Linked DNA regions of Mus musculus: regions 2 and 3 are each linked to region 1. A link is a contact called in ENCODE POLR2A ChIA-PET data. All regions are on one chromosome and are shown on one strand. Each heading gives the region's core, a stretch centred on a gene start or an enhancer-like site at or near the end of the contact. The rest is flanking DNA. Distances are from core to core; before and after follow the strand shown. Region 1 holds the start of Tnrc6c (trinucleotide repeat containing 6C). Region 2 overlaps Septin9 (septin 9). Region 3 holds the start of Socs3 (suppressor of cytokine signaling 3).

Region 1 (2,679 bases), core at 59-2,558:
ATCTAAGGTAGGAAGAGATCCTTATTGTGCCAGGCTAAGTAAGCTCGAGGGGAGGGGACGATCACAAAGAAAGCTGGAAGAGAGGAGAGGTCATGGTCACAAAGTCAATGAATGGCAAGGACAAATGCTAAATGACGTCATTTTGGTTCAATATTCCAATAACTGAAGTTTTACAGTGTTGTTTGCACCCAGACTCTGGGCTCCTCATGGATTTAGCAATCTACCTAGTGCATGCTGTGTAACTGCAGGATGCTATTTGTGCTCCTTCCTGGATCATGTGATAATATCTGGACTTTTGAGACACAAAAGATACAGGTTCTCAGCAGTCAAGAATTAAACTGAAGTCAATAAAATGCTGAATAGAAAAGGCAGAAGTCTCTGTGAGAGCCACATCTGCCATCAGATCTTTCTAGGGGATATGGGTTTGCAGGATGAAAAATACACAACAGACGTTTGAAGCCGACTTCGGAGAGTAAGTAAATCTGACGACCAGAAGGCTTAAAATATAATAGAAAGAAAGGAGTGTACAGAGCTCACGGGACCCTGAAGGGAAACGAGAGCAGCAAGTCTGTTGTGTCCCTTTTCTCCACAAACATTTCAAAACATGACACTGGCGGCAGCAAAACTGCATCTCGAAGGTACTACTAGAGCGTTGTCTCTTCTTCCAGACGGGAACACATAGACAGGGAATGGCCTCTTACAGCACTGACAACTTTCAGAAGCATCGCGGATCTACCAGAACATCAGGGTCGGGAGTGGTGGTGGAGAGGAATTAGGCTCCTTCCATCACCCTCTGTGGAGAAAAATATGAGCTTTCAAAATCTTCCCGTGGCTTGAACAGAAACTTGAAAGGGACTCTACGGAGCGCACAGTGCTTCGGACCTTACCCACCAGATTATTACGTATATGTATACCAAGGAGGAGCCAAAGAATGGAGGACCACCGCGGGCTTCCCAGAGCCAGGAAGAAAATGCGGGGTGTGTAGTCTCAGCCCAGGGCTTGGGGTGGGCAGGTTGCGTTCGCTGTAGGGTGGAGTAGCTGCGGGGAAAGCAGGCCTCCCCAGGGGGCTGCTTTGCAGCCGGGATTGTTTGGCTCGCGTCAGAGCAATCCCCGGGGAGCCTCTGAGCGAAGGAGGGGGCCAAGAGGATGCCGCGAGGAGCGCGCAGCGAGCTTCTAGGCCGCGTCCCGCGCACGTACGAGTGTGCACCGTAGGGAGGTACAGGGCGTGTGCACGGCACGGGCCGGAGGCGCGCCAGTGCGTGCGCCAGGTTCAGGGCGCCGCTGCGCAGAGGGCCAGCGCCGCCGGGCGAAAACGCTGCGCAAACCCGGGATACGGCGGGGCGCAGAACCGGAGAACGGAGGCGGCTACGCAGAACTGAATCTGCGGCCCTTTGGTGCGCAAGCTAACGCGGAGTCACAGTGCCCAAAAGCGTGAAGGCAAGCGGCCACGGGAGAATTCCGCACGGCTCTCCGCATTGACCGGGAAGGAGCGTCAGCTCCGAGGAAAGGCGCGCGTCCGAGGCGCGTGAAGAACGCGCAGCTCGCACCCCCGCGCGCTCCACGCGCGGTCTGGACGACCACAGCGCGGGCGGGTATTAGGGGAGAAGGAGGAGGCGTGGTCTTTTCGTGACGAACCAATGGGATCGGGAGCACTGCCTGGAGGCGGAGCTCAGGATCAGGGCGCTGATTGGCCATTCCGCCCTCCGGTATGCAGATGCGGTGGGAGTCACGTGCCGGGGGCCGGTACGACTTCCTGTTGGAGGCCCACGCGGGGCGGGGCCGGGGGCGCGAGCGCCGCGTCTGGCTGGAGCGGGGGGAGGGGGGTTCTTGTCAGTTAGAGCAACAAGATGGCCGCGGTGGCAGCTCCGCACCTCAGCGCGACGGCCCCGGGAGCCGCAGCCGCCGTCGCCGTCCGCGTCGCCGTGCAGCCCTGAGAGCCGCCGGGTCACCCCGGCCGCCCCCGTGACAGGCGGTCCTCGCGCCGTCGCGCTCCCGCCGCCGCCGCCGCGGGCCCGCTCGAGCCGGAGCCTGAGGCGGAGGGAGCGGAGCGGCCCCGCGCCCAGCCGCCCATCGCCGTCCCCGCCTCAGACCCGGGCTGCGTCCGAGCCGCGGCCCGCCGAGACTTAGGAGCAGGGCGCGTCGCGGCGTCGCGGGCACTGGACCTGGACCTGCCGGGACGTGCCGCCGCCCACCCGCCGCCCGCGCCCGGACTCGATCCTGCGGCGCCGGCACTGAGCGGGCCCCCGCCGCCGGAGCGCCCCCGAGGGCCCCGGGCGGCCGAGAGCGACCTCTCCACCGCCAGGCCCGCGCCGCCGGAGCCCCGCGGAGCCGCCGCCGGGGACGGAGCCCAGGTGAGAGCGCCACCGCCGCAGCGCCCGGAGGTCTTCGGGCCCTTTGTTCGGCCGAGCCGGAGCGCGGCGGCCCCGAGCTACCCGCGTGCGGCGCCGGCCGGGGTTGACGGGCGGAGGAGAGGCACGGACTGCGAGCTCCTGGCCGGGCGTGCGACATCGGGATGGGGACCCAGGGGTCGGACACTTAGCCGTTCCCCCCAACCCCCGCGCTCGCTCTCTCGTTCTCTTAAAACTAATGCAGTGGTGGATGATACCCGCTCCCCTTGCATGGTCCCCTGCAGACCGTGCGTTCCCAAAGGGTGGCATACACCGATCCGCAGTGTGGCGT
Region 2 (2,679 bases), core at 118-2,617, 340 kb before region 1:
GCTGCTGCTGCTGCTGCTGCATGTCAGCTTTTAGCTGCTTAACCCTTCTGTGCCCCAGTTCCTGATCTCACTGCTGGGGGCAGTGGAAGGATTGAGTGGGGCTTAAGGAAGTGGGGGGGATGGACAGGAAACAGTGGCTCTTACCAGCAACTTGCCTGGTAGTTTCCCTTCTCAGCTTATTCTTGGATCTCAGGATGCTGACAACTGACTGCTCTCCCTGGCAGCCAGCTAGCGGGGTACGGACAGAATCCCAGGGACGGACGGAGTTGCTGACTTGGGATCTGAGTTGCCATCTCGGTCTCTGTTCTCACAGAGAGCAGCCGGCTGTGTTTCCTTTCCCCGGGAGCCCCTGTCCCTTGGCTCTCAGAGGGGACTGTCCACTTAAGCACTGCCAGTTCAAGTCAGAGGATCCCCTCCCTTCCCAGGGTGCCCACCACCGTCCGTAGCTGGATGCGTTTAGGCTTCCGGCAGCAGAAAGCCGGCTCCAGATGGCTTCAGCCGCAAGGGAGAAGCCATTTGCTGAAGCTCACAATGAGCTGTTCCTGAGCCCAGGCTGCCCAGGGATGTCATGAAGGACCCCCTCTTCACTGTCCTTGGCCACCGTGTGAAGATCCTCCTTCTGTGGGGATCTTCACTATACGGAAGGAAAGAGAAAGCCCTCCGGGAGGCCCAGGGTGCACAGCTGCTGCCTGTTATCTGACACCAAGACTGATGTCTTCAGCCCCTAGCACATGGGGGCCTGGGCAGGAGAGGCAGGGGCAGCATCTGCTCAGATGGTCACCCCGCCACCGGGGGAGCAAGCAGGACAAGGCCGCCCTTGCTCTGGCCAGACCAGAGTAAGACCGAGTGTCATTTAGCTGCCACAAGGCACAGGGCTCCAGCTGCTTCCCAATCACCCTCGAGCCTGACACGGCCTCCCCGGAAGCAGCAGCTGTGCCCTGCGCTGTGACTGACTCGTCGGCTTTCTAGGGCCTGAGAGCGGTTGGGCTGAGACTCAAGTGTGACCAGTTGCCCACAGTGGGCTGAGATGCCAACACCATGGAGATGAGCGAGCAGAGGGAGAGAATCACTGGGCTGGCGGCGGCTGATTCCCTGCATCCACAGGACATCTTTTCCTCCTTCCAGGGTCCCCAGCCCAGGCACTGGCCCTTCGTGTTGCCCATGGGGCTTGCTGTGTTGCTCTAACGGTCCTGCACATGCTCACACTTGCCATGTGAAATGGTGCCATGTGGTGTTGATTAAGCCCTTCCTTCAGTTCAGAAGACCCCTGACCTGGAGTATACCCTGTGGGACTCCAACGCCATCTTGCTGTCCTTAACTCCATGTGGGGAGAGTTTGGTCACAGCAGTCATCTGTCACCTGTGCATTCTCACTTGGCTACAGCTCTCAGGTTTGCCTTTTGTGGGCTGGTGTACCATGGTGTGACTCTAGGGGGCCTGTACTGTGTAACAGGGTCCTTCCCTCCACAGTGACCTGCTGTCTGTATAGTCTGTCTGTTTCTTTGGGACATGACTGTGCTGTGGAGAGCAAGATCGGCTGGGGCTCTGCCTCTGGCCCCAGCATGTGGCAGCTGTATGGCTGGGGACAGACACTTTTGCATCCCTGTGTTTCTTTCACTCCAATAGGCCCCTCAGAATTCTGGGTAGAGAGGATAACCTTTCACCTCAGTGGGACTGCAGAGGCTAACAGAGGATCTCCAGGGCTTCATGGCTTGGCTCACCCTTGTCTGGGTTTGTAGATTGCAGCCAGTCAATTCCTGTTGGGCTGCACTCTCCCCTCATTGGTAGGCCGAGCCACGTGGCCACTGGAGGCAGAAATTCGAGGGCAGCTGTGTACAGTACAGGGCCAAGGCTCAGGTCCCAGAATGCCCTGGGCACCATGACTAGAACTGAAGCAGGGGAGAGAAGCGTGGGTTTGAGGAGGTCAGAGAGTCATGGTGCTATATCCTCATATCCGGACACTGGTAGCCCCAGGGGTCCCTGTGGTCTCTGACTCAGAAAGGTCACCTCTTGGAACTAAGACTAGACTCCAGCTGTGGCTGCTTCTAGAACAGGCAGAGCTCAGAGGAAGCGGGGACCTTACCTTTGGCTGCCAGACAGTTCCGGGCACCAACCGAGCCAGCTCTTCTGAGCTGCTGAGCTGAGCTGAGGTCTGTCGGATTCATGTGGCTGATAGGCATTAGAGCTTTGTGGTCCCAATGTGTTTAAGGGCCCTTTACCTACAGTAAGCACCTCCTTGAATCCATCGGCCCTGTCCTATTGGGTCTTTGCCATTATTAGTGTTTCACAGAGAAGGGATGAAGGCACAGAGAGGTCTCACGGCTGTTGGCTAAGGCAAACTGATAGTTTAAATTTGGGCCTCTTCCCTAAGCTCTGTCACTGGCTTAGTGGTGTGGGAGGTGTGTTATTGATGATTGGTTTCCTAGCTTTCTCTGCTGTGGTGGCGTGCACCTTTGCTGGGGACAGGAAGCCTTGAGGATGTGCCTTGCACGAAAGGGTTAACGAACACACACACACACACACACACACACACACACACACACAGAGAGAGAGAGAGAGAGAGAGAGAGAGAGAGAGAGAGAGACACTCATACACAGAGCTTTCCCAGGCCAGAGCCGGAACAGAGGGGCCTTATCTGCAGAGGAAGGGGTGGGTGGGATGTGGGACTCTGCAGGCTCCT
Region 3 (2,679 bases), core at 104-2,603, 320 kb after region 1:
CTGTCGCGGATAAGAAAGGTGCCCGCGGGCTCGGCGCTGAGCAGCAGGTTCGCCTCGCCGCCGGTCACGGCGCTCCAGTAGAATCCGCTCTCCTGCAGCTTGCGCACGGCGTTCACCACCAGCTGGTACTCGCTTTTGGAGCTGAAGGTCTTGAGGCGCAGGCTGGTGTCCAGGGGGCGGCTCATCCCGGCGGCGGGAAACTTGCTGTGGGTGACCATGGCGCACGGAGCCAGCGTGGATCTGCGCGGCGGTGGCTGCAGCTGCTTCGCGGCCTCCGCACAGCGGCCGCTACCGCATCCCGGGGAGCTGCAGAGAGCAAAGCGTGAGGCGCGTGAGTGCCCGGAACCCTCCAGCGTGCCCGGCCCTCCAGCCTCCGCCTAGCGCCCGGGGCACCCCTTTGCCCCGCTTTAGACCGTGTCTCAGGCCCAGCCACCTCGCGGAACTCGACTGTCCTCGGTCACTGCCGGCCAACCCCAGACAGTCTCTTCCCCTGCCCGCCCTAGGAGGACGCCCAGAGAAAACTCGCGCGTGGAAGTTGGGTCTCCAGGAGCGCGGCCAGGATGGGGAGAGACACAAGAGCCCTAGGGACGCTCAGGGCGCCTCTCAGTCCGGTGTCCTCAGTGGCGAGGGCGAAAAAAGGGGGGTGCCAAACCCGAGATATGTGAGAGAGGGGACAGGAGAAACCCGAGGGCCCCAGTCTGAGTATGACGGGAATCAGGGATCTTCGGTTCTCATCCGCTCTGCCCCCTACCTCGTCCCCTCCCTACCGGGAATGACCCGGGAAGGGGAGGAGAAACCGGGAAAAGCTCCCGAGCTGGACCGAGGCCCCCACCCTTCCCCACACCGCGCCCCTCCTTCCTACCTAGTCCCGAAGCGAAATCTCCGGCCTTGGGGCTGCGCCTCCTATGGTCCCCGAGGCGAGGCGGCGGCCAGCAGTGGCTCGCGCTGCGCCCAGATGTTGGCAGCCGTGAAGTCTACAAAGGGGCTCCCCGTGCGTGCGCCCCCTCTGGCTTCGCTGCTCCCCGGGCCGATGAGGCGCACTCCTGGGCGAATCAGGCAAAGGACCTGGGCGAGGGACCTCGACGGAGAGCTGGGCCGGGAAGGGGGCGTCCGGGAGCCCGGAGAGACAGCGGTCGTAAGAGCAGGCGAGTGTAGAGTCAGAGTTAGAGCCGCCTCGGAGGCCGCGCGCGCGGGTATTTACCCGGCCAGTACGCCCCGCCCCCCGATTCCTGGAACTGCCCGGCCGGTCTTCTTGTAATGTTTAGTCACTACTCTGCACTGAAAGGCTGTGCGCGGAGGGCGAGGGAGGGGCCGCGGAGGGCGGGCTTGGAGCTGGGGCCTCCAGGACCCGCCGAGACTCACCGAGAGGGAGACAAAGCGCGGCGCGAGGCTGCCCGACCGGCGGGCGCGGCGCCAGCCTTGGCCGAGCGTTCCTGGCAGCGGCCCCTCCCCCGCGCGCTCCGCCCCCAACTTCTCATTCACACTTTCCCCCCCCTCCCTTCTAAGAAGGCTGGTTTCTGGCAGAGGCGGGGGCGTCGCGATGGGAGCGCGCGGGCAGTTCTAGGAGGCCAGCCGGGAGAGGCTCCCTCCTGGCACCCCTTCCCTTTCTTTTGATCCCCGCGGGGACGCTCCCCTCCCTCTGCACCCAGGCCACTCCGAGGTCCTCATGTACAGTTCCAAGCATCCCGTGCCAACCAAAAGGGACGTAGGACCATTCAGCCACCAGCCCACTGGGGACCTAGGAAGTGGAGGAGGGGGATGCGCGACATTTACCTGTAGACAGGTCCAAAAGATGAAGCTGTGAGATCCAGAAGTGGAGGAGACACTGACTTAGAAGCAGCTACCTGGCCTCAGCTCATCCGCCCATTGCCTGGTTCTTCGGTGACAGACGTGGGTGCTGATGTCCTTTGGGGAGTGGGGTGGGAGGAGCAGCTAACTACTACCTTATCACTCATCTGGGCCTCCCAACCTGCGTGGCGAACTGTGGGTCCGCCCAGGTACTCTCGGCGCGGTGGGGGAGCTAGAGGAAAGAAACCCTCATCCCATGCTCGTCCCCCGAGTCCACCAGAGGGCGCGCTGGAGTCTTGTAGGCGAGCCGAGTTTTGCTGTTTCCCAGGCTCTGTATAGAGAGAATAAGAGGTTGTGGGGCTCCTTATTCAAGAACAGGAGTGGGGAACCCAGAGAGAGAAGCCTCACTTCCCAGGACAGGGTCAAACCTGAGAAGGAATGTCGACTAGGAGGACTGTCCACAGAGCGTTGTAACGGGTTCAGCCACTGCCTGAAAGTCGCTGAGGTGTCAGAATGGACCCTCTCTTGCCTCTACGTTTTAAGGTGTCTGAACTTTCCCGATGGTGGGGTGGAGAGGGAGTATTGATAAGAGCAGGTGATTGAGGTGAAAGGTTGTTTACTCCTGGTCACGTGAGTATCTATAAAGGCCTAGTGTCGAGTTTTGCAACAGGCAGCAGGAAGTGGCAGCCACCTGAGAACCAGCTAAGTGACACACAGTGTCTGCTCTCAGTGGGCTTTCTGACCTGCCCTCTTGGATACCACAGGCTTCTTGTAACACCAGTAGGAGGGCAAACTGACTACACAGAGTAGCTTGGGCTAGGAGGGAGGGCTGCCTGCTTCCCTTCTGGCCCACTGTGTCCAATCTGCTCCACTGATGCTGAGGAACTAAGA

The links. ChIA-PET counts read pairs that join two places held with the same protein, here RNA polymerase II (POLR2A).
Region 2: POLR2A ChIA-PET joins it to region 1 with 10 read pairs in embryonic stem cell. The contact joins the enhancer-like site here to the promoter of Tnrc6c in region 1. POLR2A ChIA-PET finds 5 or more read pairs at or near these places in 3 of 5 experiments (Patski and embryonic stem cell).
Region 3: POLR2A ChIA-PET joins it to region 1 with 11 read pairs in embryonic stem cell. The contact joins the promoter of Socs3 here to the promoter of Tnrc6c in region 1. POLR2A ChIA-PET finds 5 or more read pairs at or near these places in 3 of 5 experiments (Patski and embryonic stem cell).

Annotation. Positions count from the first base shown.
Region 1 is chr11:117,652,981-117,655,659 of GRCm38, forward strand. Tnrc6c (trinucleotide repeat containing 6C) reads left to right here and starts at 1,309. Exons shown (of 22, transcript NM_198022.2): 1 at 1,309-1,706.
Region 2 is chr11:117,317,069-117,319,747 of GRCm38, forward strand. All of the region lies in intron 2 of Septin9 (septin 9), which reads left to right. Among named protein-coding and RNA genes, the nearest start is that of Gm34065, 8.6 kb to the right of the region's middle. Within about 2 kb of position 1,368, at least 3 of the 3 ENCODE cell types and tissues checked have a DNase peak (open chromatin) inside an H3K27ac peak, as active enhancers do.
Region 3 is chr11:117,968,013-117,970,691 of GRCm38, forward strand. Socs3 (suppressor of cytokine signaling 3) reads right to left here and starts at 1,354. Exons shown (of 2, transcript NM_007707.3): 1 at 863-1,354; 2 at 1-306. The coding sequence starts at 218.